2 separate regions of the Homo sapiens genome follow, and region 1 is linked to region 2. The links are chromatin loops, found by intact Hi-C in ENCODE. Cell type or tissue: IMR-90. All regions are shown on one strand. Links, peaks and the distances in the headings refer to the core of each region. The heading gives the core; the rest is flanking DNA. Region 1 overlaps LOC124906243 (a long non-coding RNA gene). Region 2 overlaps LINC02030 (long intergenic non-protein coding RNA 2030).

Evidence for each region. Peaks named below come from ENCODE experiments on the same cell type or tissue, not always from the same donor. Only the 100,000 strongest peaks of a DNase experiment are listed, where the experiment ranks them.
Region 1: it touches region 2 in a loop (5-fold over the local background); 1 of 110 quality-filtered maps calls a loop at or near these places.

What each region holds. Positions count from the first base shown.
Region 1 is chr3:55,183,631-55,199,456 of GRCh38, forward strand. All of the region lies in intron 2 of LOC124906243 (a long non-coding RNA gene), which reads right to left. LINC02017 (long intergenic non-protein coding RNA 2017) reads left to right here. Exons shown (of 3, transcript NR_147142.1): 2 at 3,088-3,197; 3 at 5,466-5,584. Among named protein-coding and RNA genes, the nearest start is that of LINC02017, 13 kb to the left of the region's middle. In IMR-90, for the core only: no CTCF peak of the experiment used is centred there; DNase peaks (open chromatin) are centred at 6,841 and 8,531; H3K27ac peaks cover 2,456 bases.
Region 2 is chr3:55,262,109-55,277,934 of GRCh38, forward strand. All of the region lies in intron 3 of LINC02030 (long intergenic non-protein coding RNA 2030), which reads left to right. LOC124906243 (a long non-coding RNA gene) reads right to left here. Exons shown (of 3, transcript XR_007095917.1): 2 at 4,754-4,812. Among named protein-coding and RNA genes, the nearest start is that of LINC02030, 43 kb to the left of the region's middle. In IMR-90, for the core only: no CTCF peak of the experiment used is centred there; DNase peaks (open chromatin) are centred at 5,303 and 6,633; H3K27ac peaks cover 2,660 bases.

The sequences.
Region 1 (15,826 bases), core at 6,503-11,502, 76 kb before region 2:
GCAGCCAGGGCTGGTAGGAGGTGAGTTACCAATCATCCTCTTGATGTGCTGATGGAAGTGGAATTAATTATGTTTCCTTTCATGGAATGAAACTTATGTCCTGCTCTGAACAGGACACCACTCATTTGATCCAACTCTTTCACACACACACACACACACACACGCACACTATTACAAAGGACTCCTGCCAGCCTCTTGCATTGTGTGTGCGTAGTTTTAAATTCTTGAAGACTAAAAAGCTCCACCCATTCAACCTTCATCACTGCATTTGGAAAGTAAGATGATGGACATGCTGTGGTCACGAAACATCCTGTGGCACTGGCTGTTTAGAGACAAGGGTCTGGGATGCAACTGGACTTTGTGCTTCAAATCAGCCTGTAATTCCATCCCAGACTGATGGAAAAAGAAAGTTGGGGATGGGGATGGGATTGAGGCTTTCACAAGCAATGATAGTGCATTTTGGTGGAAAGAGAAAAAATTACTAAATTAAATTAGCATTACATTTCATTCCTAGCCCCTAATAGATTTGGAAATTTAAATAGCGTAGTCTCTTGAATTTGGTTGTTTCATGTAAACTTTAAGTTTCTATTTTAATGCACCAAGAAATAGTGCATGAACTGATGATGTCATGAGGGCATGGATTTTTAAAAGGGATATTAAGTTAAAGCAAACTGGCATCAGAGAAAATGAATTCAATATCATCTTCATGTAACTAATCAAAGTATCAATTCTTTTATTTCTCTTTCTGTACAGAAATGCTTTAAAGAGTGGATACTACCAGCCAAGCAAACAGGAATTCCTCCCTATTTCTTTCTCTTTGCAATCCTACGTGTAATCTTCACACTTGGGATACCATAAAACATTTACAATTATCCAAATTGATATTTTTTCTCTAAATATGATTTTTTTTCATTAAGTAGCTATGAAAATTGTACAAGTGGCACATGGATACACTTTCATTGTAAATAAAATGGTGAAAGAAGTGAGAGCCCCCTCATTGCCCCCACTTTGTGGTTCTACTCCCTAACCCCAGAGGTAGCCATCATAATAGATTGGGTGTGTAGATTTCTTCCCCCCATATGTTCGTTCTTTGAAAGGAACAAATTTCAAAAACAAAGTATGGAAAATATTTAACCTTCTGCCACGATTATTAGGTTTGATGTTTAAGAGGGAAAAATGCCCAAACACATAAAAGTGGAAAATCCCCAAACAATTTGGTAAGATATGCATTGTAGATTTCTTCATTCTGAGAAGTCCTCCAAAGGTTTGACAGACATACTTTTGAACATATGTAAAGACATCTCCACTTTTAGAAAATAAACTAAAAATGAGGTCGATTTTTTAAAAAATACAAAATCTTTTATCGGTTTCCAAAGGGGGGAAAAAGAATCAGAAGGAAAAAAATTAAACCATACCATATTTCAACTACTCATGTATTATGTTCAACCAGTTTTGTCTTTTTTTTTTTTTTTGTCTGCAGTGCACTGGCATAATTCTCAAACAGCTTCAGGAGTTTGGGGATTTTTAACACAGTCTCTTGCCATGATATAAATGCACATTTAAAAAATTGTTGTTTGTTTTTAGCTGGCATTTTAACAGAATAATAATCTTCTTTTATTCCTTCTTTATATACCTTCAGTAATGCTAAAATAGTTTATATAGAATCTATAATTAAACAAAGATGTGGGCTTACTTTATAGGTTGCAGTCAACATTCTAATTTTGTTTTATAAATGAATTAAGAGGAATTTAAGCTAGCAGAAGAGGTTGAGATGATGGTAATGAACAGTCTGCTTAAGTATAAAATGATCAAGCAAACACAGTAACGAAATTATCCAGAGCATCTTGAATCTTCCCTTTCATGCCCTATGAAGTTCCATGGGAATTTCCGTGCTCATGTTGCAAGCACCTCCCCTGACTAATAACTTATTGTTTACAGTTGCTAGCCTGTGCTGAATTTCTGTAAGGGCATTAATTATCAAGAATGCCATTTTCTATTGCCTGTCTGAGTAAGCTCAGAAATAGGACGACATTTTAAATACACCTTTAGGCTATACTCTGTCTTCACATGATGCTAAATTCAGAGAACAAAAGACAAACCAAACTAAAAAACCACCAAGCCATTTCCTTGGCACCACATAGTCAACTAACCCAGCCAAAGTATTGAAGCCTCACGTTTTATTTGTTGTGTTTTTTTTTTTAAATGAGATCCAGAGAGAGAGAGAGAGAGAGAGAGAGAGAAAAGAGAGAGAACTCTGTAGCAAGAAGACACATGGTAATTCTACTTGAGAGGGTGCTGTAGGTGAAATGAAATACTCAGTCCTTGACCTTGAAGAATACATACGGTACGGCCTGGTACGGAAGACTAGATAAACTGCATAAGATGAAAACATAATTCTGACCACAGTCAACAGAATGAGAGTCATACAGTAAAGTTCTAAAGAAACTTCATGGAAAGAACTATTTCTATGTTGTGTGTGTGTGTGTGTGTGTGTGTGTGTGTGTGTGTGTGTGTGTGTGTGTTGTGCTGTCTGTCCATCTTTAACAGGAAAATGGAATTGAGTGATAGTTCAGTGATTTTCAACTCAGCCATTTTTCTTCTTTTAAAGAAAGGTTTCTCTAAATATTAACAGCTTCATTAAACGCATTCCTTCAATAAGCATTTCTTCAACAATTGTAATGTTCCAGCAATATACTGGTGAGAGAGTTAACAATAATCAATAGGACAGGGACAGTTTGAAGGACATTTGATAGAAAAGGAATCTGAGGCCCAGTAGAACATGTTCTGAGAATAATAATTTTAATCTGGAAATCTTCCTATGCATTGTCAGTGTTGAAGGGGAGTTTGGAAATAACAGGGCAGTACAGGGATGCAGAGGGCTCACTCATCAGGTTTGGGAGGCAGAAGGTAACAGAGGGGGACACTCAAATGTGGCAGTAAGTGCAGGAATTCTTACAGGTGGACAGGAGTTATCAAGGGAAGGGATGAGAGGAGGAGCCAAGCTGGGGCACATTTAGAGGAATTCCAGTACTCACATCAATGGGAAATAATGTTTGACCAGTGTTATTGTTTTGTTTGCTTGCACAGTGTAAGTCGTACTTCTTTGTCCTTTTCTGGAAATCACGAATGTGAATGTCATTTGCAGCATGCATTCGTGCAGTGGATGGAAGTTCTCCAGGGACCAGGCTTTCTTCAAGGTAAATCGCTGCTATAACTCCAGGATAGACAACCACATCTGGCTCTGAATGGGTGTCAGTAAATATAAATGTGGAAGTTTATCCACTGAGTACAGTCAAAATGTGATTCCCTTTAGTTTGAATTCATTGTTGCTAAGTTTACTGAAGTAAAGGGAAAGAATTCTCTAGAATTTTCTATTCTGGTACCACACGAAGTAATTAAAACCCCTACTTGAGGGGAATGTCTGTTTTTGGCCTTGATCATGTCATGTTGCCTAAAAGGAGTTTGGCTTCAGGACGAATTTCAGAGGCCACAGGCCAGTGAGTGTATCCAGTCCCGTTGGTGGCCCTGCCTTGGGTGGGTGAATACACCTGTGGAGCTATCAGTGGGTTCCTTAATATCACCGGGCTTTTCCTCAAATGGAGAGAGACTTGTTGGAAAAGATAAGAAATGTTTTTGTAAAATTCTCCTAAATGTGGCTCCTTTCTTTATTAGAAATATAGTAGTTTCATTTCAAAGGAGAAAACTTTGTTGCCTATTCTTCAATGTTGAAGAGCTGAGGTGGCATTTATGGGTTCTATATCAATATTATAAAGTTAAACATGAACACTGATCATCTTCTTTTAGCTTTAACCAACCAGTGCAGCTAATTGGCTGAACTAGACTTTGCACTGAGTTTCCTTTAAGTTAAAGGAGAGCTGGGTGAATCTTCCCAATAGAAGAACATCTCGGATTTCTCCCCAAACTCTGACCTACCTCACTGCTGGAGGCTTTTAAAAGAACAGACAAAAATTTCAACTTTTACAGCACGAACTTCCTTTAGGGCTTCCAGTAAGACTGCTGTGCAATACCAGCCATAAAGGAGAGGGGGGAGGAAATTGGAAAATAAGGGCTAAGAAACTAGATAGGGGATGGCAAGTAAATATCAACTCTGATTGATTAATGGTTGCTGCTAGGAGCACCGGGTTGGAAGGATCAGAAAGTTACATCTGGGGTCATTGGAAAGACCACCATGATTGATGATCATTGTCTGCCTTAGCTACAGAGCGGGATATAGGCCCGGATGCAATGACTTGCCGTCACCAATAGTTGATAACATCCCTCTGACTCACGTGTCCTGTGAGTCTACATAGGCAAAATTTTCATTTAGAAATAATAGATACTTTTTCAAAGATATAAGGATATAAAAGATTGCAGATTATAGAAAATTAGTGGCCTGGACCAAGCTCTTTCTTTAAGACTGCAGAGTCTACTGGGGAGGCCAATAACGCACATAACTAAATAGACTAGAAGACCAAATATAGGGGTCCAAAAGTGACTAATTCTCAGTAGGTTTGGATGTGGTTTGTCCCTGCCAAAACTCATGTTGAAATTTAATCACCAATGTAGTGCTGTTGGGAGGTGGTACCTTTAAGAGGTGATTAGGTTTCTTTGTTTTGGTTTGTTTTTTGTTTTTTGATTTTTTGAGACGGAGTCTCTCTCTGTCTCTAGGCTGGAGTGCAGTGGTACGATCTCAGCCCACTGCAACCTCTGCCTCACGGGTTCAGGCGATTCTCCGGCCTCAGCCTCCCAAGTAGCTGGGACTACAGGTGCAAGCCACCACGCCTGGCTAATTTTTGTATTTTTAGTAGAGACAGGGTTTCACCCTGTTGGCCAGGACAGTCTTGATCTCTTGACCTCGTGATCCGCCCACCTCAGCCTCCCAAAGTACTGGAATTACAGGCATGAACCACCAAGCCCAGCTGGTGATTAGGTTTTTAAGATGGATTTCTTGAGAGGCTGCATTAGTTTTACTGGGAATGGATTCGTTCTCAGGAGAGACAGAGCTTCTCCTTTCTTCTGCTTTCTGCCATGAGTTGAAGCAGCTTGACGCCCTCACCAGATGGACTGCCAGATCTTGAACTTCCCAGCCTCCACAACCATGAATTAAATAAGCCTCTTTTCTTTAGAAATTACACAGTCTTACTTTGTGTAAGTCTTATTCTGTTATAGTAACAAAAATAGACTAAGGTGGCATAGGGAAAATGTTCTGGAAAGGAGGGAATCAGACCTTGGCTTTAGAGGTAGAATAGTGGTCCAAAAGGCACAAGGGACAGAATTCCCTGCAGCAGGAACCCAGATGAGCAAAGGCCCTGAGATGGAGACGGCCATGGGACATTTGGAGTCCTGGATTTGCTGAAGCAGCAGAAGAAAATAGTGAGTCTTAGAGGGAGGACGGAGGTGGAAGAGGGAGCTGCGAACATAGCCAGGACGTTAAGAACTACAAGAATTTGAATTTTATTCTCTAGGCAATGGGGAGCCACGGAAATCTTTGAAGCAGAGGAGTGTCCTATTCAGAACTCTTCTATTAAATGATTATTGTGCAGCAGGGTGGAAGCTGGATTAACAGGAGAAACACTGGAGACAAGGAAATTCAATTTAAAGTCTACTGCAAGAGGTAAGGAGGGCTTGACCAAGGTCAGGGTCAGGGGCTCTAGAAAGAGGAGGTTGGGCACATGCCCCTGTGGGAGGGGAAGCTGGGGCAGCAGTGGCAGCCATCTCTTGTGTTCCAGGCCAGCAAGGTCTCTCTCTCAGTCCCAGACCCACACTGTTCTTCAGTAGGGGGCAGGAGGGCAAGAGATCTTGCTCTGGGGGAATAGGTCAGCAGGCTTCTGTTCTGAGAAAAATATGCCGACCTTTATCTTTTTCCTAGCGCCTTGACACCAACATGACCCTGACCGACATTTTCCTTTTTCGTCATGGCTGTACTTTTCCATTTAAATAAGATGCAAGCCCATTTCCATGGGGATTCCAGGAAGTCTGGAAGGGTGAGTCATCTCCCGACTTGGGATGCAGCAGGCACATTATTGCTCTGTTTTCAATCCTAGAATCTGGAAGTTGGGGAGGATCTTAAATATCCCATCTGACTTCCCTTAGGCAAGAAAGAAAGGTATGCAAACAGACCATCAACAATGCCAATGGGCCTCTGATGGTGAGGAAGACACAGAGGTTTGATGTGGGGAGCGGGGGAATAAAACTTCATGCCCTATCCGCACTGTGGCTGTCCTTAAACCACAGCTACAACAAAGAAGCCCATGTTTATTATGCTGTATTTGGGGAGGGAAGCAAATTGGCGCTGGATTGTCTCAGGCCAATAAAATATTAAATTGCTATAGAAATAATACCTTGTCACGAAAGGGATCCCCTTTCATGTTAATACTTGTGTATCAAATTAGGCTAATGCTATATAAGGCTGTTACAATACTGTGCTAATCCGGAGAGTGAATGAACTTAGATATGCATATTAGTATTTAGCTAAATTAATAAAACCCACAGCCAAATGCTCCACCAACTATGAGCCTGATGTTCCTAACATGGTTGTAATTTACTGCAAATGTCTCCTCCAAGTCAGTGTCCTCCTTAGGAATTTTTATTGTCATAGTCCCTCAGTGTCAGGTCTTCCTGCTATTGACTTAAATCATGGACATTTTAACCTATATTCAGATTCAAAATTAAACACATTTTGTAGCATGCTCAAATGATTCTGATGTTGTACGAGGGAATGTCTTTATTCCTTTGAGACATCTGGAGCAGGCCACCAGTCCATGTGGCCGATCCCTTTCTTGCCCTGTCCAGATGTTCCGCCTTAAAGAGTGTTGCTATGTCTGAAGCACACCAGCGTGATTCAGGAGCTTAGTACGTGAAAAGAGTCAAAAGGGCTCTTTTCACAGTTCCGTTGTTCACTCCCCTTTCCCAAAGATCAGGGAGAGGCTCTGAGGAAGATAGAGTGACTGAGCCTGTCTCTCTGTCTCACTGACAGATGTGGATATCCATCCAGGCTTTCTTTTCTAAGCCCTCTGCAATCCTTCCTGGGGTGGGGGTATTTGTAGTACAAGGACATTATTCTGAAATCTGTCAGTCTTCATGTTAAGTGGATTCTTACATGTTCACGCCTTGCTTATTTTAAAGTAAATTTATGTGTGGTCATAAGAGTGTTCTGAGACAGGGAGATTACTCCCGGAGCCATTCACTCTCTCAGAACGAATGGAAAGGGGGGCAGTTTGGCTTGGCAGTTCCTGAGATGACAGAGTTCCTTGGGGGCATTAGCCAGCTGTCCTGGTAGATGAAGGGTCTGGGACTGGTTAGACCAATCCTAGTAGCTGCAGTCCTACAGAGGATTCACCTAGAACAGCTCTACCTGAACTATGGACTGTGGACCAGCAGCATCAGCATCAACTAAGGCTGGGTTAGAAATGCCCTGTCTCTGGTTTCATCCCAGACCCCCTGAATCAGAGTCTCCAAGCATCAGACCCAGGAATCTGTATTTTAACAAGCTTTTCCAGGTAGTTTTATGAATGCTAAAGTGTGAGAAGCATCAATCTAGCATGTGGAGTGTGTCATACCCTCAAACCATGGTTCAAACCAAACTTGCCCATCGCCCTGATATAGTCATTACCATGACAGCCTCTTTCACTTCCAACCTGTATGTTTTAGAAACTTAACCATGAATGAAGCCCAAGTTCACATCCTTTCTCAGCTCCTGACAGTCTTTCACAAGCTGCCGGGATACTTCAGAATTACTAGTTTAAAATATAGGGCTGGGAATGTAATATGGAATTAAACATAAATAGATTTCATAGTCAAAGACTCATGACACCCACAAATGTGCTGAAAAAGATTTATATTCAACCAACAATATTTTACATTTTGATAAGCTGTTTGAAAAATGTTTCCAAAGCTTATTATAAGAGATCATGTCATTTTCTCTGCTCACACAGCGGAGTAAAGGGTAGAGCTGACATTACTCCCATTTGATAGAAAAGGAATCTGAGGCCCAGTAGAACATGTTCTGAGAATAATAATTTCAATCTGGAAATCTTCCTATGCATTATCAGACTTCAGATTGGGCATGGCGGGCTGGTCAGGAGTTCGAGACCAGCCGGGCCAACATGATGAAACCCTGTCTCTACTAAAAAAAAAAAAAAAAAAAAAATTAGCTGGGCGTGGTGGCACACACCTGTAATCCCAGCTACTTGGGAGGCTGAAGCAGAAGAATCACTTGAACCCGGGAGGCAGAGGCTGCAGTGAGCCATGATCGCACCACTGCAATCCAGCCTGGGCAACAAAAATGAAACTCCATTTCAAAAAAAAAATTTTTTTCAAAACCTTTCTGGTGGAGTGCGTTGCTAAGGTCCACAGTCAGGAGGAATGTCTATCTATTGAATCAGATTAGTCTGTCCTCTGGCATTCCATCTATGGGAACTTTCAACCCCACATGAAGTGGGAGGTCCAGTTCCCACACAGGCAACAGGGACAGAAGGGATACATTCTCCATTTTCTGGAGTTCCACCAGGCACCAGGACCATCTTTCAGTGGGCAGATGACCCAATACCCCACTGGAAGCCCAACAGTGTTTTGATTTTAATGACTCCTAAGCTGAAGATGTCCCACTTAAACCAAAGCTGGGCAACCACTCAGCAGTTGGTTAATACTTAGACTATTTAGTCATTTGAAACAATGCAATTAAGGATGAATCATGGCTCAGTAACCTAAACAAAATCAAATTAACAAATGGGAAGCACTCCCTTTGGTCTGGGAGGCTAATTCATAACCTCTCACCTCAAAGTTCCCTGAACCTTTTATAGATTTCAGGGCACCCAGACTCCGAACTCCTTCCCCATTTCAGCACAGACTCAGTTGTGGCTCCTGGATTTACAGCTGATGACTGAAAGGAGAGGGCACTCTGAAGGGGCTGGCCATGGGCACCGGTATTATAGGGAAGTGGATATTTGTGCAGACATTGGGATCATGCAGACTACAACATGAGTCCCAGCTCTACCCTTTACTACTAGCAAAGTGACTTTGGATGAGTTATTTAATCAGTTTTCCTGTCTGAAATATTGAAATAAGAATAGTAACTTGCGTGTGTGTGTATACATGTGTATGTGTGTATGTATATATATGTGTGTGTGTGTTAGTGCATATATATCCATTTATATATAACCACACACATATACTACACATTATCTAGTAAGGATAACTATTAATTTGTTATGCTTTTGAATCAAGTCTAAAATACTATTGCAGAAGCATAACTCATTACCAGATAGTTTCCTATATTAGATGTAAAACTCCAGTTTTCCAACATGGTGAAACCCCATCTCTACTAAAAATACAAAAATTAGCCAGGTGCGGTGGCATGCGCCTGTAATCCCAGCTACTCAGGAGGCTGAGGCAGGAGAATCGCTTGAACCCAGGAGGCAGGAGTTGCAGTGAGTCGAGATCACACCATTGCACTCCAGCCTGGGCAACAGAGTGAGTCTCCGTCTGAAAAAAAAAAAAAAAAAAAAAAAAAAAAAAAAAACTCCAGTTTTCCTCTTGATATTAAACTATGATAATTAATGTATTTGAAATTCTGGAGATTTCAATAGGATCATAGGAACCTGGAATGTAAAAGAAGTTTACCTGGTATTTTGGGTTTTTAATAATTTCTATATTTTAATTTTTGTGGGTACATAGTAGGTGTGTATATTTATGGGGTACATGAGGTGTTTTGATATGGGCATGCAATGCACAATCATCATATTATGTAAAATGGGGTATCAATCCTCTCAAGCATTTATCCTTTGTGTTACCATCATCCAATCATACTCTTTTAGTTATTTGAAAATGTACAGTTAAATTATTATTGTCTATAGTCACCCTGTTGTGGTATCAAATACTAGATCTTAATCTTTCTATTTTTTTTTTGTACCCATTAACCATCTCCATCTCCCTGGCATCCTCCCACCACCCTTCCCAGCCTCTGGTAACCATCCTTCTACCCTCTGTCTCCATGAGTTCAATTGTTGTGATGTTTAGATCTCACAAATAAATGAGAACAAGCAATGTTTGTCTTTCTATGCCAGGCTTATTTCACTTAGCATAATGACCTCCAGTTCCATCCATGTTGTTGCAAATGACAAGATCTCATTCCTTTATTATGGCTGAATAGTACTCCATTGTGTATAAGCACCACATTTTCTTTATCCATTCATCTGTTGATGGACACTTAGGTTGCTTCTAAATCTTGGCTATTGCCAACAGTACTGCAACAAACATGGGAGTACAGATATCTCTTCAATACACTGATTTCCTTTCTTTTGGGTACATACCCAGGAGTAGGATTGCTGAATCATATGGTAGCTCTGTTTTTAGTTTTTTGAGGAACCTCCAAACTGTTCTCTATAGTGGTTGTATTAATTTACATTCCCACCAACAGTGTATGAGAGTTCCCTTTTCTCCACATCCTCATCAGCATTTGTTATTGCCTGACTTTTGGATATAAGCCATTTTAACTGGGGTGAGATGGTATCTCTTTGTAATTTTCATTTGCCTTTCTCTGATGATCAATGACGTTGAACATCTTTTCATGTGCCTATTGGCTACTTATGTCTTCTTTTGAGAAATGTCTATTCAAATATCTTTCCCCTTTTAAATTGAATTATTAGATTTTTTACTATAGAGTTGTTGAGCTTCTTATATATTCTGGTTATTAATCCCTTGTCAGATGGATAGTTTGCAAATATTTTCTCCCATTTTGCGGGTTGTCGCTTCACTCTGTTTTTTGTTTCCTTTGTTTTGCAGAAGCTTTTTAACTTGATGTGATCCCATTTGTTCATTTTTGCATTGGTTGCCTGTGTTTGTACGGTATTGCTCAAGAATTTTTTGGCCCATACCAATGGCCTAGAGAGTTTCTCCGATGTTTTCTTGTAGTTTCACAGTTTTACAGTTTTTTAGAACTTGATCCATGGAAACATGCTGACTTGTCCAAGTTTGTGCCATTTGAGACAAAAGTGTGAATGGGATCTGTCCCCATCCAGTAATCAACTTCTCTTCAAAACAGAGAGAAGCCAGCTTTTCCCATCTGAAAAGATGTGTTCTCTATAGCAGTATAATTCAGCAGAAATATAATGTGAGTTATATAAGTAATTTTAAATTCTCTAGTAGTCACCTTTTAAAATGTAAAAACAGGTAAAATTAAGTGTAAAAATATATTCTATTAAATCCAATATACCTAAAATACTACCATTTCAACATATAATCAATATAAAATTTATTAGTGACATATTATACATTATTTTTTGTACTCCATCTTTGAAATCCAGAGTGTGTCTTACTCTTAAAGTACCTCGCATTTCAGATGCCAAGTTTTCATCAGACATATTTGACCTGTATTTAGATTTCATAAAATTTACAGGCAAAAAGATATATCTCCATACCCAAGTTATTCCAAACATACTTAAAGCTTTCCAATATCTAATTTAGTATTAATTTTTAAATGAAAATTAATTAATATTAAATAAAATTTAAAATTCAATTCATCAGTTGCACTAGCCATACATTTCAAGGCTACATTTGTATGGCTACATTTCAAAGGCTTAATAGTCACATGTGGCCAGTAGTTGCCGTATTGGAACGCACAGCTCTAATCTCTTCCAGCCCTAAGATTCTAAGCCTTGAGGAACATTGCTACAGTCTCCTACATAAAGATGATCTAAAGATGGTGATGGAGGCTGGGTGCAGTGGTTCACACTTGTAATCCCAGCGATTTGGGAGGCTGAGGCAGGCAGATCACCTGAGGTCAGGAGTTCGAGGCCAGCCTGGCCAACATGGTGAAACCCCATCTCTACTAATAATACAAAATTAGCCGGGTGTGGTGGTGCATGCCTGTAATCCCAGCTACTCAGGAGGCTGAGGCAGGAGAATCGCTTGAACCTGGGAGGCGGAGTTTGCAGTGAGCCAAGATTGCGCCACTGCACTCCAGCCTGTGTGACAGAGCGAGACTCCATCTTGAAAAAAATAAAAATAAAAAAATAAAAACAATAAAGATGATAATGGAGGAGGTAGATGGCTTGCCTGGAGAGATGACAGATTCACCATTAAGAGCTCTGGCCCTTGCTTGGGTGAACTTGGGTGAATGTCTTGTTTAACCTGCCTGAACTTCAGTTAGCTCGCACATGAAATGGGGATTATAACAATTACTTCATAAAGTTACCAGAATGGTGCACATGCTAGTGAATGTAAAGTGCTGAGTCCAGGACAGGGATAGTAAGTGCAGAATAAAATCTAGTCCAACAGTTTTTGAACAGGCAGCTCTACATTTCTAGTTGTTTCCATTTAACGAACATAAACACTTTACAAAGAGCTTGTGCTTGATAGTGGAGCCACTGCACTTGCCTCTTAATCTCTAGTCATGTTCCTTAGACCTTTGGAAACATTCCCCTGATATCTCTGCAGTTAGAAAGAATCACTACTAGGTGATGTGATGAGGCCAAATGCTCTTTTTTGACACCACGCTTTTGCATTTGCTGTTCCCTTTTCCTGGAATGCCCTTCCTGGTTCCCTCTTTTTTGCCTGGCAAATTCCTACTCATTTTTCAGAACCTAGTTCAAAGACCCTCTTGGGACTCTGTCAAACAGAATTATTCAAATCTTCCAAGCATTCTCTCATTTATATACTTCAAAGAAATGGAATTTACTTAAAAAAAAATGCAGTTTCCCAGGGGCAGGGAGGAAGAATAGTAGCAATAGTTAACAATAACGATGTCTGTTAATGTCTGGCACTTTACATGGATTATTTTATCCAATCCTAATAACAACCCTGAGAGAGGTTATATGATTCTCCTTCAGAAATGAGGAACCCTGGCCGAGTCAGTCCAATTTTAGAGTCCTGTTTTCAACCACTGTGCAGCACACACTTGCCATTTTGGATAATGTGACAGACCTTGCTATTGCCTCCCTCAAAATCCACTCTCCTTTTTTTCTCAATAAGAGAACTCCAGATTTGTCTGAGGTATCAGTGTGCCCAGTTAAAGAAATTCATTTCCCCAGACTCCCCTGAAGCTTAGTCATGTGACTCTCATCTGGCCAATGAAATGTAAGTGCAAAGTCCACTGTGAAAGGCTCCTGGGACAGATGACTCTGGAGAGGACTTTGTTCCTTATCATTTTTTTCTTGTTCTAGCCTAAAGTTTGCACCCGATGCCTGGACTCAGAGCAGCCATCTTGTGGCTGTGAAGTCAAAAGAGACACTAGAAGGATTACAAGACAGGGAGCTAGGAGGAACCATGGTCTTTGAAAGACTTTCTCTTAGGTTACCAATATTAAATCTATTTGATTCAGCCACTACAGTCAGATTTTAGCTACAAGCAGCCAAATGCAATCCGAGTTAATAAAGAGAATTTAGAGCCAGCCAGGAAACCCATCAGGCTACATTTGATTCCTTCCTCTTCACAGATTGCTAATTGTTAGAATCTCTTCTAATGTGGCATTTGATGCAGGGACTTAGCTTTGTCATTTCCATGGACTGGACAAGTATCTTTTCCTCTTTGTACAAACTGATTCTGTCACCACCAAGACATTTCCCAAGGAGAGAGATTTTCTTGGCTGACTGAGGTCATTCTTCCTGGACGACCTGCAGAGTTTCCCACAAATAGCATGGAGATTCATCTGGCAAAACTAAAACTTACATGACCAGAGTGGCACAGATTCCTGCCTATCCTTCAGGCCAGAAGCCATGCTGCGTGGAAGCCAGGGGCTCAGAGTTTCCAAAGCCATCAAACAGTCACCTACAAATGAAGTCTGTGACAGGGGTTGGCAAACTACAATCAGCAAGCCAAATTCAGCCTGCAGCCTGCTTTTGTAAATTAAGGTTTTTTTTTTTTGAAACACGAACATGCTCATTTGTTTCTATGTTGTTTGTGGATGTCTTTGCACTACAATGGCAGAGTTGAGTGGTTTCAACAGAGACTATACAGCCCATGAGGCCTAAAATCTTTGCTCTCTAGATCTCCACAGAAAAAGTTTGCTAATCCCCACCTTTGGAGCAACTAGTTACGGAAGAAAGACACGAAAGAGACTAAACAATAAGAAGAAATGACAACTCCAGCCCCCTTTTACCCATGGCAGCCATAGTGCCAATTAGATTCTTGCTACATTCTGGAAGGTGCATTTGAATGGTCCATTTTGTGAGTATTCTGAGGGCCCTTAACAACTTTCCTGAGGTGACATCTAGTGACTGATGAAGCCAGGATCATAACCCAATTCCGTCTGCATCTAAAGACCATGATTTTAATTATTAATCCTTAATCATTACATTATATTCCTCCTCTTAAGCTTAATTCAATCTCTACAGTAAATACTGAAGGTGAAAACAGAGAGCATTTTTTTATGTATGTATGTATGTTTGAGACAGAGTCTTGCTCTGTCGCCCAGGTTGGAGTTCACTGGTGTGATCTCAGCTCACTGCAACCTCCACCTCCCAGGTTCAAGCGATTCTCCTGCCTCAGCCTCCTGAGTAGCTGGGATTACAGGCACCTGTCACCACATCCAGCTAATTTTTTGTATTTTTAGTAGAGATGGGGTTTCACCATGTTAGCCAGACTGGTCTAGAACTCCTGACCTCAAGTGATCCACCTGCCTCAGTAACCCAAAGTGCTGGGATTACAGGTGTGAGCCACCATGCAGGCCTGGCCAGCCAGAGAGCATTTTAAATTTCAAAATGACTATGTGGAAGAAGAAAATTTACTTAGCTCAGACAGGTCCACAACATAGAAGGGTACGTGCCTCCAAAGATGAGGAGAAGAAAAAGAGATATGGGATCCCAAATGGGGGGAATAAAAGTACTTGTGAGAATAGAGGGATCAATTTCTCTGCTCAAACAGGGCTACCTTCAGTGTCAGCTCAGGTGGACGGGCTCCCCAAATAGTGCACCTTTCACTGGGTGACATAGCAACTGAAGTGCCACCATTAGCCCTTCAACTGAAGGATGTGCTATCACCAAAGGATAGTGCCAATCTAGTGGGAAGCCGCTGTGGGTCTGAGTCACAGGACTTAGTCTTCACTCCTCACCCTAGCTCCTTGCAAGATATCAGTGACTACGATAAGAATGAGATGACTTCATGCTTGAAAAAAAGAGAAGTATTCAACAGATGTTAAGACAGAGGATCTGTGCTGAGGCCTCGGAATTTGTAGCATATTTTTAGCCCAGGCAAGTCATACTGTAGGGGAGTACATGTGGAAAGAGCTGGCAGTGTTTGAAGACTTAGTGTTAGTCTAGTGTGAGCCCAAGGTAGGAGGCAGCCACTGGAAAAGGTAATTTAGTCTCTGGTGTGAATCGAGATATGGTATCCAGGGCATAGGAGATAATAACGTCATGAGGCAGAGCACACCTATTGTGTGTGTAAGTTCCAGGAACTAGCAGTTGAGAAGGTGGAGGTGAAGGATGTGAAGGGTCTGGAGACAAACAATTGTCCCTTCATCCCAAAATTTTGAGAGCAGGCTATATGCAAGGCATAAGGGTCTTTATTGGATATGCAATCAATTTGACTTTTGAGCAGGGGATACAGATATTAAACCAATTCTCACACAAGCGTAGAATTAGGAAGCATGGGCTGTATAATAAGGGAAAGGGCAGAGTGCTGAGGCAGGGGGTAATAGGAACCCTAAGAGAGACTAGTTGTCTGGGAAGGCCTCTGAGAAGGTGACAGTTTAAACTAAGACCTAAGAGGTCAGTGGGAGGCAGCCTCTCAGTAAGTGATGGAAGAGCATTTCAGGAAGAGGGAACAGCAAGGACAGAGGCCTGGAGGTGGGAAAGAGCCAGTTGGGAATGGAGAGGAGAGTGTAGCTGGA
Region 2 (15,826 bases), core at 3,834-8,833:
TCCCAGCTGGGAGGGTCCAGAAGATATACCCTTGACTAATGTCTTGTTAAATAGATTTGTGAGGGCAGCACCTGCATCTTTGAAGAGCCCTGTAATTGCTCTTCTCTGTATGTCAGATCCAATGGTGGGAATAGCAGTCACTCAACTACAAAATTTAAATACGATGGGAATAATTGGATCCTGAGGGGGCAGGGGCCAAGTGGCATCACTCAACCGTCAAAGGCAAGGTGGCGTAGTTACCATAATGGACAGCAGAGGCAAAGTGGCAACCAGAATAGTCTGACTTGTGTAGAGCTCTGGCATTGGCTAATTAATCACAGCGTTCCTAGAAGTGAAATTGATAGGAGCCTACTGCATTCCTACTTAAATTATACAAACAGAAAACTTCTAGGTCGAATGGACAAAAGACTAATTTGAATTATAAAAACAGAGAATCACAGCCCCTCAATCAATTTCCAGACTTGAGCCAGTTTACAGACCCAGAACCCTTTGAAGGAAGAGGAGGCTGGATACCCTCGAGAAAGGACACCACTACATTACTGACAATTTATGCAGTGAATCTTTCTCCCATCCTTCCCCAAGGAGACCTCCAGCCTTTTACCAGGGTAACTGCATTGAGGAAAGGGAAATGATCAGAAATGTGGGGGACTACTGGACACTGGCTCTGAGCTGACATTGATTCCAGGGGACCCAAAATGTCATTGTGGTCCTCCAGTTAAAGTAGGGGTTTATGGGGGTCAGGTAATTAATGAAGTTTTAGCTCAGGTCTGACTTACAGTGGGTCCCTGGACTCATCCTGTGGTCATTTCCTCAGTGCCAGAATGCATAATTGGCATAAACATACTTAGCAGCTGGCAGAACCCCACATTGGCTCCCTGATTGGCAGGGTGATGGCTATTACGGTAGGAAAGGCCAAATGGAAGCCATTAGAGCTAACTCTACCTAGAAAAATCGTAAGTCGAAAACAATATCACATCCCTGGAGGGATTGCAGAGACTAGTGCCCCCATCAAGGACTTGAAAGATGCAGGGGTGGTGATTCCCACCACATCCCCATTCAGCTCTCCCATTTGGCTTGTGCAAAGACAGATGAATCTTGGAGAACGACAATGGATTATCATAAGCTTAACCAAGTGGTGACTGCAATTGCAGCTGCTATACCAGATGTGGTTTCATTGCTTGAGCAAATTAACACATCTCCTGGTACCTACTATGCAGCCATTGACTTGACGAATGCCTTTTTTCTTCATTCCTGTCCATAAGGCCCACCAGAAGCAATTTGCCTTCAGCTGGCAAGGCCAGCAATATACTTTTACTGTCCTACCTCAGGGGTATATCAACTTTCCAACTTTGTGTCATAATCTTATTCAGAGAGACCTTGATTGCTTTTTCACTTCCGTAAGATATCACACTGGTCTGTTGCATTGATGACATTATGCTGATTGGATCCAGTGAGCAAGAAGAGCAAACACACTGGACTTATTGGTGAGACATTTGCATGCCAGAGGATGGGAAATAAATCCGACTAAAATGCAGGGAGCTTCTACGTCAGTAAAATTTCTAGGGGTCTAGTGGCGTGGGCCTGTTGAGATAGGCCCTTTACGGTAAAGAATAAGTTGCCACGTTTGGCTCCTCCTACAACCAAGAAAGAGGCACAATGCCTAGTGGGCCTATTTGGATTTTGGAGGCAACACATTCCTCATTTGGGTGTGTTACTCTGGCCCATTTATTGAGTGACCTGAAAGGCTGCCAGTTTTGAGTGTAGTCCAGAACAGGAGAAGGCTCTGCAACAGGTTCAGGCTGCTGTGCAAGCTGTTCTGACACTTGGGCCATGTGACCCAGCAGATCCAATGGTGCTTGAGGTGTCAGTGGCAGATAGAGATGCTTTTTGGAGCCTTTGGCAGGCTCCTATAGGCGAATCACAGTGGAGGCCACTAGGATTTTGGAGCAAGGCCCTGCCATCCTCTGCAGATAACTACTCTCCCTTTGAGAGACAGTTCTTGACCTCTTACTGGGCTTTTGTGGAAACTGAACATTTGACTATGGGCCATCAAGTCACCATGTGACCTGAACTGCCTATCACGAACTGGGTGCTTTCTGACCCCATCTAGCCATAAAATGGGTCGTGCACAGCACCATGTTTCATCTAGTGAATCAAAGAGACGACCTGCAGCAGAATCACCTGGGAATTTTGTTAAAAGTGAGATCCCTGCACCCTGATTCAGATCCTTTTTAACAAGCACTGACCTGGATACACACTAAAGCTAGAGAAAGATTCTGCACTGGTATGTAAGCTGGGGAATGCTACTTACTAGGAGTGATGGCCATAGTAACGAGGTATGTTTTAGTAACACTGATAGGAAGCTTAGCTCACTGTGGGACCAAAATCACATATTTACCTGACCTAAATCCATGGCACAGGTAAAGTAAAGAGGAAGAAGAAGGAGGAGTAGAACAAGGAGGATGAGGAGAGAGAAGAAGGAGGGAGGAGAGGAAGAAGGAGAAGGAGGAGGAGAAGGAGAAGGAAGAGAGGAATAAGTTGACATCACCTATCCTTTCATTCCTACCATAAACGAATGAAGGAATGAATGGGACATGCTATAAGCTGACAGCATGTGCCCCTGGCCTGGTCTCCCTGGATGAAGCTATAGTGAGTGGAGGTGAGCACAACATCAGCACTGCCAAGCATCTACAGCTAGAGCAGGAACATGGCTGATGGAGCACAATGCATCACCAGTGACCAAGACAAAGGGAAGTCTGAATGGACTGTCAGTTTGGGGAACACCTGTAAGATGCCTGAAATTTGAGATTTCTGTAACCAAAAGATCTATAGTCTCAGGATCTGTATTCAGGTTTTTCTGCATACAGCATGACTTCTGGGAAGAATGTTAGAGGTGGGCTGCTCAGGAGGTTGTGGCTGCCTTCTCTGCATCTCTCAGCTAGACAAAAGGCATAGAACATTGGATTTCACTCTCTTTACTTTTACGCTTTCTGGTGAAAGGGCAAAAAGTAGACTGCAGATGAACCCAAGAGATGACTCACTATGGAATGCTTTTCCTTTCTATCATCTCTGGAGAAAGGCATTTTATCCCAGCATCTCTCTTACTGCAGACCATTACCCGAATACCTGCAGCCCCTCTACTTCTAAAGGCATCCTTGCAGTGTGTTCACTGTTATTACTCTTGACAACAGACGTGAGACTGAGAATGATATTTCTAAAAATAAAATGGCTCCACGATTGCACTACTTGTCCCAGAATCGCACTATCTCCTGAAACAGAGCCGGAACACCATTCATAGCAACTCCCTTACTGCCAGGAGATTTGTTTTCAATGCACCTGACAAGCCACATGAGATTCATCCTCAAAGCCTACTTGTCAGGGGAATAAATACCAAGAGTCAGAACTTCCTGAGAAATCTAGTGATGGAAAAGCCTTTAAGGATGAACAAATTAAATTCTGTTCTAACACCGGCAACAGAAGGAAAGCAAAGTGAAGTGGTGCAGAGGAGAAAGTCCAGGTCCAATTTTGGATAAGGCTGAAGATGAGTTACACTGTTAATGCAAAACAGATACACAAAGTTTTTTCAGACAGCAGATGCCCAGGAAAAGGAGGCTGGTCTGGGAACGTCTTGCAGCCAGGAGAGGCCCTTTGCTTCTGACAATTAGATAATTTTTCATGAAAACATCAATCCCTAGAAGTTCATTGTAGAATCATCTTTGCAACTACTTTTGCCACCTGTGTCCTGGGGTCATTTCTCCAGGCTTCCTATCCCAGGGCTAACATGTGTGCATCCTAATTTCCTCATCTTGTTTCCACCTCTGCATCTGTCTAGTGCTGTCAGACCAAACAGATATGCTCGAGATGACCACTCAGTACTTCAGGCTGGAGGCTTCTCCAAGCCAACACGTTAGAGGAGCTCTAGAAATCTAACAGTGTAATGGTTTCCATTAAATATTGAATATTGCCCTGTAGGGATGGAGCCTAGAAATTCATAAATTATGTAATCTAAGGGCTTTGCTGATGACTGATAAAATCAAATTAGCTGCTTTGGGATAAGGATGAATTTGAAACATAATTTCCTCCTTTGAAGAGACAGTGACAAATCTCTTTGATGGGTCTGCATGTCAAGGTTTTTTTTTTTTCTGGTAGAAAATTTAACAGGATCTTTTGTTAGGCAAAGTAAATGAGACTGGCTTAGGTTATGAACTAGTTTTTTTTTTCCCCAAAAAATGTTTATTTTTGTTATATTATTAAAGCCATACCCACCCATACAAATTTTGTTTTTAAAAGCAGGAAAAAAATTCACCCATAATTCTAACAGTCCAATAAAACCTGACATTTAGAGCATCTCCTTTCAGGCATGTTGTTGTATGATCATGCACATTTCTACAGAATTGAAGTCATATAATATGCAGATACACATATACACACATATATATGAATATTTATTTTATATATTCATTAAAACCTGATTCTTAATGGCTGTAAAATATTTCATATTCTGTTTCAATTTTTGATTACTGCTTTACGATACTTATTCCACCAAAGGGTACGAACAGTTTTAAGTAGCTTAACATACATTACCAGATGATTTTCCATAAATTCTGATTCAATTAGTAATCCAGCCAGTAATATATGGACTTTTAATTTTCTTTTTTGGGCTGGGCATTGTATTAGTCTGTTTTCACGCTTCTGACAAAGACATACCGGAGACTGAGTAATTTATAAAGAAAAAGAGGTTGAATGGACTCACAGTTCTATGTGGCTGGGGAGGTCTCACAATCACGGTGGAAGGCAAAAGGCATGTCTTACCTGGCAGCAAGCAAGAGAGAAAATTAGGACCAAGCAAAAGGGTTTCCCCTTGTAAAACCATCAGATCTCATGAGACTTGCTACCACAAGAACAGTACGGCGGAAACCACCCCCATGATTCAATTATCTCCCACTGGGTCCCTCCTGCAACATGTGGGAATTATGGGAGCTACAAGTGAAGATGAGATATGGGTGGGTACAGAGCCTAATCGTATCAGGCATTAAAAACTTATAACAGAATTCACTTAATACATGTCAATACTTTCCAAAATATTTACTAATTTGTTAGGTGAAAACAGTGTCTCATTGTTCTTTGAGCCGACTCATGACATTTATTGCTCTTTAGGCTTTGAAATTACTTTTTTATTTTTTAAATTAAAGTAATGCCTGAATAGTTTTGCCCTGCTCTACTTCTCCCTGGTTGTAGAATTTCCTAACTCACTACGTGAGTAATTATGACTGGTGTAACCAAGAGTGTGTGTTTTGAAGTAAAAATATGTTACTTGTTGTAACCAGAATAATTCCCTAGTCACATACAATCCAGTACTAGTGTGGTTTCTCATTAAACAAACAGGACAGGAGGCAAGATTAATAGTTTTAAAACATATATCTACCTTTAGTCTTCTCTCTTAGAGAACATTGTTTTAAAGATCCAGTTTGTAATCCATGCTATTACTTTTTAAAATTCCTTTGCTTTATTTATGTATTTTTCCATCATCACTGCTTAAAAGCTTCTTACTCACTTTCCCCTCTCTTCATCACACACTGCATCCAACATCTCACACCACTTAGTCCTTGCCTTGTGTGTCACAGCCCCTTTCCTCTCAGCCCTCCTGTCTTACATTCCTCTATCCCTACTTTAAATTTGGAGTCACTAAAGTCTAGAATCAGGTTGCCAAAGAATGCACTCTGGCTGGTAAAATGATCAGACACCCACATGCACACTGATACATCTTTTCATCACACTGGCTTTTTGAACCCTACTAGCTGTCAATATATAAATGAGGCTTTGCAGCTCACCATCATCATTTGCACAATATAGTCTTGACTCAAACTGAGTTAGCACTGGTCGATGCCCACAAGAGTAAACAGTTAAAAAGGAATTATTTGGTGCCCACCATGTTCAAGGTATTGTGCTACATGCTCAAGAAGCAGGAATAAGTTGCAAAGATGAAGATTATCTGGTTCCTACTTTCTAAGTACCTTCAGTTGGAAAGATGAAACACATAAACATGGGGAGAAAAACCCTACCTGTCAAAATAAAAGGTAATAATGATGAAATTAAAGAGAAATATGTTTGAAAAATAAGAGCCACTAGACTAGTGCAACCAAGACTGCAACACATATTCTGCCATCCTTTTTTTTTTTTTTCAAACAAGATACATCCATCCCAAATTGAAAGATATGGCAGTAAGGTCTCCAGCTTCCAACTTTTCAATGTAGTCTGGGTCTAGAGAAGGTGGCCTTAAATTTTGGATTCACCAAATGTGGTTTTGCTATCATGAATAGAGTTGCTACATGGTCTACAATGGAAGAAGTGCCCATTTCATCTGTTGTTTATTGAGTGTGGCAGGCACTGTGCCATCCACTGGGGATAGCTGTGCACACAACAGAGATGGCCCTTGCTTTCCAGCAGTTTCCAGGTGGTGTATTTTGTGAACTGGCCTCAATATTAGCTCTGGTTGACCTTGTTTTCCCTTTGCCTAATCTTTCTTCCTCACTTCTAAGTCTTTAACTTTTTCTGTGTTGTATGTTTCTTTGTAAGATGCCATAAATTCCTAACACAAAACTGAATATAAACAACGAATGAATGTTTCCAGTTAGTCATGTGCCAGCATTTCTTGCCTTGTACTTGATCAGCTACTTGAGGACAAGGACTCTGTCTCCTTCATTAGAACATAGTATTTATCTTTATGTTTGTCTTCATACTCAGCACTGGATGTGGTATAGTACTCAACAAATATTTGTAGATATAATTTGTCCCACTATAATACTTTCTTTTTTTTTTTTTTTTGAGACGGAGTCTCACTCTGTCTCCAGGCTGGGGTGCAGTGGCATGATCTTGGCTCACTGCAACCTCTGCCTCCTGGGTTCAAGTGATTCTCTTTCCTCAGCCTCTCAAGAAACTGAGGCTACAGGTGTGTGCCACCATGCTCAGCTAATTTTTGTATTTTTAGTAGAGACAGGGTTTCACCATATTGGCCAGGATGGTCTCGATCTCTTGACCTCGTGATCCGCCCACCTCAGCCTACCAAAGTGCTGGGATTACAGGCATGAGTCACTACACCCAACTGATGGGTACTGTCCTTGATTTAAAAAATAGTTCTGTAATCACTTAGGCAAGGGATGATGAACTAGCCTAAGTAAAGTATTTGCACCGGAAATGTTGGGTTTTTACAAATCTGCTGGATTATGAGTAGATAAAAGCCACCCAAAACTGATAACTGGACTTTCCAGGAAAAAAATACTTGCTCAATAGTTCATTATAATCACTGAGAGCCAAGATAAAAATTGTCTCACTGAGAGACACTTTTGTTACAGACTCTCACTGAAGCTCAGAATCAGCATGAAAAATAGGACTGTTGTAGAGGTAAACTGAGTAATTCTATCTTGCCCAGTTTACATTTGACACCCAAAGAGAAAAAAATTAGGAATAAAAAGGTTTGCTTTTTCTTTGGAAATGATCCTTCCCTGGTCTGACTTAGCAAGGAACACTGCTATCTAATGAAGCAACATGGAGTGGTCAGCAATGAAAGATAATGTCTATAAGACTCCTCCTTTGGGTCTGGCCCATGGTGGGCACTTTGTGATGTAATTACTGACAGTAATAGGGCGGTAGTTTACCCAGGATGTGATCACCACGGCATCCATCTAGTGAGTATGAGTGGGCATTTCTCCTGTCTGTGAGGGAGACAGAAGAATGCTGGGGAGGCACAAATGAACAAACACACCAAAGAATTCTGGCTCTAGAAACTGGGAAGGAGCTCATGGAGAATGCCTTGGAGGTTGAGTGAGTCAAATAGCCAGGCAGAGAGAGAAGGATGGGTGTTAGTGCAGGAGCGGGAAGCCATGAGTACCAAGGCCTGGTGATGGAAAATGTGCTCAGCTTTCGGTTAGGCAGGTTGTATGGCTGGACCATTGAGGTGACGTCGAAAGACCAAAGTATCAATGTATTTTGAGACATATGTGTGACTGAATTGCATGCTCTGGTTCGTCACAGATGTTTAGAGCCCCATATAGCCAGATCCAGGCCAGGGTGCTTATCTCATGCATTTCTTGTGGGCCCTGGGGGGAATCACATGGAAGTACGCTCCCTCCCCTGTCTTCCCGCCCCCCACATCCCCCTCCCCCCATCTAAGCTAGGACAGTTTCTACACACCTTCTGGGAATGGGAGAACTAACATTGTTATCTCATTCATGTGGACAAGTGGTTCGTAAGATACAGTCGCTGAAATCCTAAGGTTCCTTTGAAAATGCCTCATGTTCCTTTGAAAAACAGTGTAAAATAAAGTGGGGAGGGAGTGGGAGCAAACGCCTATTCCCCATGTCAAAGACAGCAGGTCAGTGTTGGTCTGTTTTATGTATTGGTCCTTTGTATAATGTTTTCTCTGGAAAAAAAAAGGATTCTATGCCACCAAAACAAACAAACAACAATAAAACATTTTTATATCTGAATATTTTGAAAACCACAGCAAACTTGTGGGGTTGAGGGGAGGGAAGAGGGAAGAGAAGAGACAGGAGAGGTGAGTGCAAAAAGGAGGGATGTGAAAGGCCAGGTATCCATATCAATTGCCAGAATGATTGCTTTTGTAAAACAATAGGAATTGTTTTAAATCTGCTTAGGCAGAGGAGGGAAGTTCCAAATCTATAGCTAAATGTAACTTGGAATTTTAAGACTTTCACCTTCTGAAAGAAATGGAAGAATCTACTACATGGAAATATGGGAGAGAGAAGACGCACTTCTCTTAGCTTGGGCAAGCTGTAAATAGGCAAACTTCAATAATAATAGTATCTATAATTTATTAAGATTATTATTTTAATCCATATTTCTTTCAAATAAGGAAACAAGTCTCAGAAAGTTAAGTAACATTCTACAAATCTCACAGTTGGTAATAATAGGGGTAATTAATAAACTTAGAGATGGCTGATGGAGATCATGTAACATGTTTCCAACTGCTCCAAGTCCAATTTCAAGAGCAAACACCGGCTATGGGACCCAAGATCATTTGGTTACATTGGAAAATTCCACAGGAAGAACATCATCCACCACAGCTACTGAAATCTTTGGATCTTTTGTTTTATGACTCTTATCTCCTGTCTCCTATCCCCCCGGTGGACTACCATATAGTTTTTAAAGCCTTGAGAGGAATGAGATACGCCAAGCTTTTATATGCAAAAAAGTGTGGTTAATGGGGTTGTAATTACATCTTAATTATTATCAAAAATTTATCTTTATGCCAATCACCCTCAAAGCTTCAAATAAATATATTAAAACTTTTATCTTAAAAAAGATTTTTATTTGTAATCAAATATTCTATTCCATATAGTTCAGAGCCAATATCTATTTAGTTCTTTTTTACCCCTAATCTCTTAGTCTCAGCTAACTCATTTTTTAAATGGACATAATCAGGCCAGCTTCAAAGAGTGGTACAGCAATATTAACGTACATGTCTTTCTCCTCTACCTGATTATAAAGTTCCCGAATGGAACAGTTGTCTCACTGAGTTAATAAATTATTTCACTAGATTGAAGTTGTTGTTTTACAGATACTGCCTGTAAGGTTGGCTCCCCAGGGTTTAAGGTCACAGCAGTTTCATAGCTGAGCACTGATGGGGCACACAGCTCTGATCACGGTAAGGAGATGTGGCCAACAGGAAGAAAGACACAATAGCACAACAGGGAAGGAGGAAGGGAAGCAGGAAGGAGGCATAAATACACAAGAACCTACATGGACAAACAGAGCAAAAGAGCAAATGATGACTGTCAATGGCAAGATCCTCTCTCATCTCGATTGTTCTTGTGCTGTTATCACCATGGAGGTTTCTCTGCCTTCAGCATCCTCCAGGCTCCTCTCAGGCTCTGCAGGCACCTCTTTTCCGTCTCCTCCTGCTGCCCTAGGCTGAGCTGAATTCAGCTTCTGTGCATTCTGCACTTTATATGCTTCCTTCTCCTTCTGATCTGTATCTGTGAATTCCTGCCACATGGAGGAAGCCCCATCAGTGCCTGCTCAAAGGTTGTGCACCTCACGCAGATTCAGGGAGTAAACAGGAGAATATACCTCCTGGGAGTGATCTTGCATCATCTAAGTTCTATGCAACTGACACACAGTAAACTGTTTGAAATAAGTCTTGGTAACATCTTTTATCATTGTTCAGAATAGCTACAAGTGAATGTTAAAAGCCTTCTTTTTGCTAGCTGCACTGTGAAGTGGTTTAGTCTGAACAGAATTGAAGCACACATCTCAGGGATGGTTGTGGAGAGTACTGAGTCATTTTAATGAAAGTCACCTTCTAGCTCCAAAGGCCCTTGTCCAACTGGTCTGCTAGTCCAGGAATTCTCTGCAAGTTGGCAAGAACAAAACCTCGATGGCCTTGAGCTGTAGTCCAGTTGAATCCCTGTGTGTTAATTGCATGTCAAACTGCAGCAAGGAAGGCAGACAGAGGGGCTGAGCACTGTTTATTGGTTGTTTGAAGCTGAAACACTTTTCATACAAGTCCTATAGATCTCTCTCTGCCTTACTGACAGGGTAGGTAGGACCCAATCAGGTCACTGCCTTCATTACTGCATCATTCTCAAGCACTTTACTTGTGACAATGTCCAAGTCTTGGCAATATTTGAACAGACAGCAGTATTAGGGCGGGGCCATAAAGAACTTGGCTCAAGTCTCCTTTGTATATGGGGGAGGAGCTTATGATGGGGGAGGGGGATTGCTAATCTGCAAGCACAGTGATACGGATATATTTAGAAGGCCCAGGGGTTATCCAACCACATAGAATAGAGTCTAAAGGGACTTTGAGCTGTTAATTGTCAAGTTCCCTTTCAGAGGAAAACCTTTAGGAATAATTTCCCTTGGGTTGCTCTTTAATGTAGAAAGTCTGTCTAGAACAGGATTTCTCAACCTTTGCATTACTGATGTTTAGGGCCAGATAACGCTTTGCTGTGGGAGGAGGGGGGCATTGTCCTGTGCATTACAGGATATTTAGCAGCTTCCCTGGCCTTCACACTTTAGGTGCCAGTAGCATCCCCACTCTTCAGTAGTAATAACCAAAAATGTTTCCAGACATCCCCAAATATTCCATGGGGAGCAAAATTGCCACCAGTTGAGAACCACTAGTCGAGAAAATAGCAATGCTTATGTCCAGCTATGAAATGAAATACAGAGCTCAAACTTCACACCAAATAGTTTGAGCTACCCTAATTCCCAGTCTAGTTGTGCTTTTATAAGACTTCAAACTGGTTACATTTATTCCTAAGTCTAACGCCAGATCACCAAATCATTCTAAGCTATCCAAGGTCATTGGATCCAACAGACTCAATGTCTCCCTAGGGGCAATGTTGGCATATATGAGAATAGCTTTTGCAGGCTCATCTACTAAATCAACAAATATTTATTAAACAATACGTCAAGTTGTGGGGTTTTGAAAAGATCTCCCTGAAACTTCTAAGGAGATAAACCCCCTTTCCCATCTAAAAGGAAAGAAAAACCACAGCAATATTTTTTTTAACTGCCAAGAAATTAGCTCTTCTGCACTGTTTCCGTACAATTTGGTCACCTATTATCCTTGGACTCAAATCCTCCCCCTTCCTGTTCAGGGGTTCACTCTCTCATCAACTTGATGCTTTGCAGTTATCATAATTAATAGCCTTTCCCCAGATAGCTAGGTCCAGAAAGCCAAAAACAAAGGGAAAACCACTGAGTGAATGCCTACCATCTGCCAGACACTCTTCCAAGCATTTCACACACACAAACAACACCTCTGATCAAAAGTTAGTATTAGATAAGCTCATAGACAAAGAAACTATAAATGCAATCCTGAGAAATAGGAGAAAAAAAAATACACGCAAACTGAGATCACCACCTGAGTTGGCAGAGGAAGGATATTAAATAAGGAGGTCAACAAATAAATTATTTTCCATATATGCCTACAATTTAGGGTTACAGTAGGACTTTGGGAACTCAGGGGAAGGGTGGGAGGTGGAGAGGGATAAAAGACTACAAATTGGGTGCCGTGTATACTGCTTGGGTGATGGGTGCACCAAAATCTCACAAATCACCACTAAAGAACTTACTCATGTAACCAAATATCACCTGTTCTCCAAAAACCTATGGAAATAAAAAATTTTAAAAATATATTTTAATAATCTGGGAAGTGACCTTTTGCCCTTAAAAGTTACCCTTTCCTCCATCCTTGTCACCCTAGCACTTTAGGTATAAGTCTTTTATGGCCTTTACACATGTGCCTTACCTCATCATGAGTTTTCCCTGGCTTTTCCTCCCCATCATTCAAGAGCGGGCTCCTGGTTTATCCATCCCTGCAGATCCCCAGTGGGTGTTCAGTCCTCTGCACACCACTGACTCTTGGTACGAGAGCTGCACTCCATTTGACCAGTAAGTGAAGTCCCTTCCTTTTGTCCTATTCATTATTGTGACTTCCCCACTGCTGATGGTGGAGTCTCAGCCCAGCTACTATCCTAAGTGGGGCTACTTCCTCAGCCACTCTCTTCAAATTGGCCCTGGAGGAGAATAAACTAGAATATATAGGTTTGATTCCTAGTTCCAGGACCGTATTACACCCCACAAGTGTTTCATCGTAACATGCTTCTCAAGCAGAGTCCATGTTTGTGTGACTGCGAGTCAGAGGGTCCTCAAGAGGTCCTCAGAGAAGGATGATAAATAAAGTGACAGACAGAAGACAGAATGCTCACACCTGGCCCAGGCCCTGGTCCGGTTAATATCCTGCCTTGTCTTTCACACTATGCTTTTTACTCCCAATAGAGACATGAAACAGCAGATGAGGGAAAATGCCTTGGGTCAAATAAAACAGCATGGATAAAAGGCTTCATGTGTGTAGACCCACTCTTCTCTGGGCCTTGGCTGCAAATCCAGATTCTGGCACCTGCATCTTCCCAAGGCAAAAGGAAGTTGTGAAGGTCAAGAATAAACTTAAGAGTTTTCACCTTAAGAGGCACTTGCTACTTAGGGTATTATTGTCTTACCCCTATAGTCAACAGTTATTTTTCAATAGGTGCTATTTGTAGGACATAGTGTTAGGCAGGCATGGGGGGACACACAGGGTTAACAAGACCTTGCCCTTGCCCTTGAGGGGCATATGGCGATGCTACTTAAAGGGGGCCTCATGGACCATGCCTGGTTGCGTGTTGTTTGAGATCCATCCTTAATGAATAAGAAGAGAAATTGAGAGTAAGCATTTAGGAACGCGAATAGTAGGTAATGTTTTATCTGTTGAATCTAATAACAAAAATTCAGATTTGCATTGTATGTCTTATTTTCACTTTACTTTCTGCAAATTCAATGCTTAGTACACTTCATAAAGGCAAGGGTCTACAACAGATTGGAAATTTTAACAACCAACTTGTCCTTAACCATAGACAATTGGAACAGCACTCATCTAAAACACATATGACTAAAATGAAAGGAAGGTAAGGATAAACGTCTTAAAAAGCTAAACTAGTTCAATGTTATAGAGGGGAAGGAAGATTCTAAGAAAGGTGGGTGCAAAGGTACAGGATGCTTAGGAAGTTGCAAAGCTCCCCCTTCCGTAGCTGAGTAAAATTAAACCAAAAGAAGTAAAAACAACAAAGAAATTATTCACACTAATAGCAGAAGTGGTCTCAATGGTATGGAATACATATCCAGATGTATCATTTGGGTCTGAAACTATTGGGACCAAATGTAGTGAAGATTCTAAAAATCAGAACAGGGTTTCCTTCTGCAAGAAATGATAAGCAATAAGCTTATCATTGAAAATAAGGAAATTCTCAAAAACACCCACTGATGTCTCACACTAGGCAGGGATTGGGACTGGAGTTATGGGAAGGTCCCAGAGTAAGTTCCTCAATGTGCCTTCTGGAGCCACCTTTCTGCATCCTGTAAACAATATTCTGAGGCTACAGAGGTGGAACTATAGGAGGAGATAAACTTTGTAATAGTTTAGCAGGTGGTCGAAGCCAAGTAAGTAATAATATCCTTGCAGCAAGTGTTTCAGTTGAAGCCTGGCAGCAAACGAGGAGGTTAAAAAGAGAAAAATGCCTGTAACCACACCAAATCAAATGCTTACTACATACAGGGTTTCTCTAAAGCTCAAATTCCATTAAAGAGCCTGCTTACACTACAGATGGGAAAAATTTAAATCTGGGGACACCTACCCTTTGAGACGGAATCCACTCTGTCTTGAGTGAGGTGGATTCTGATGCACGAGTGTCAGTAAAACCAGAGATGAATCAAAGAGTCCAAGTTACCAATGACAGGGACCACCTTTCCCTGGGAAGCTGAGAGACTATCAACATTCCTGGATCTCATGTTATAAGAGAAGAATTCACACATTTGAGGTGAACATCCTTTTTCTGGCAAATAGGAAGACCAGTTACCTGCCTTTTTAAAGATGAACAAGAAAAAAATAAAAGGTAAAGGAGGAAAGCAAAAGAAGACAAATTGGCATGTTTCCGATACGAACATTTTGTCTCCTAGTCAACCCTCCAAGCCCCACTAAAAGAAAAGAATACAGCATAAACAGTGAGAGAGGGTGGGCTGGGCAGAAGAGGGAAAGAAAGAGGGGGAGATCATTTCTTTTAATTTAATTTTTAAAATGACAACTAAATTCACAAATAAATTATAAATCACATGGATGAAATAAATGACCAAAATGTGGTAAGAAAATATGATATGATGAATAAGGATTTAGCAGGACTTAGAAAAAACTGAGGAGAAAAGAAATGCTTTTGTAGGACATAAAACTGCATCAAAGCAAGAAGCACAACTATTGCCACAAAAAAAGCACATTTGAAAAATACAGGAAACATAGCTGTATTAGTCCGATTTCATGCTGCTGATAAAGACATACCCAAGACTGGATAATTTATAAAGAAAAAGGTTTAATGGGCTCACACTTCCACGTGGCTGGGGAGGCCTGAAAATCATGGCAGAAGGCAAAGATTCTTACATGGCATCACATCTTACATGGCAGCAGGCAAGAGAGCATGTACAGGGGGGGACTACCTTTTATAAAACCATCAGATCTCCTGAAACTTATTCCCTATCACAAGAACAGCACGGGAAAGACCCACCCCCATGATTCAATTACCTCTCACCAGGTCTCTCCCACAACATGTAGGAATTATGGAAGCTACAGTTTGAGATTTGGGTGGGGACACGACCAAACCATATCAATAGCATATGAATAGAAATAAATTTACAAATTGTAAATAAGAATGGTAGATATGAAAGGAAATACTATATATATATATACACACACACACACACACACACACACACACACACACACACACATGCATATTCTGTATGTTTACTATATATTGTAATAATTTAATATATTGACCTGAGTCTACAAACTGAAAAGTCTCATAGGTCCTGGAAAAGTGAATACACATCAACCAATGCTGAGAAAAAAAATTTAATAAAATTACTGTACTTTAATAATGAAGAATTCTATAAGTGCATATATATAGTAGACAAGTCACTTCAGAAGAGAGACCAGGTACATTTCTCATGGAATTAGATACCAGAAGATAATGACAGCTGCAGGCTAAAGGCATGGGCTATAGGGATGTGCACTCCTGGCTTGGCCACTCACTTGCTATGTGACCTTGCTCTAGTATCAGTTACCTGAACTTTCTGCTTTGCAGTATCCTCATGTATAAGCAAGGATGACCCTTTCCTAAAAATAACCACTGCACACTTTTCTAACTCCAGAGAATCCAGAAACAGTAACACGAAAGACCATCTATCAAAAGAGAGCCAAAAAATTACCAAGACA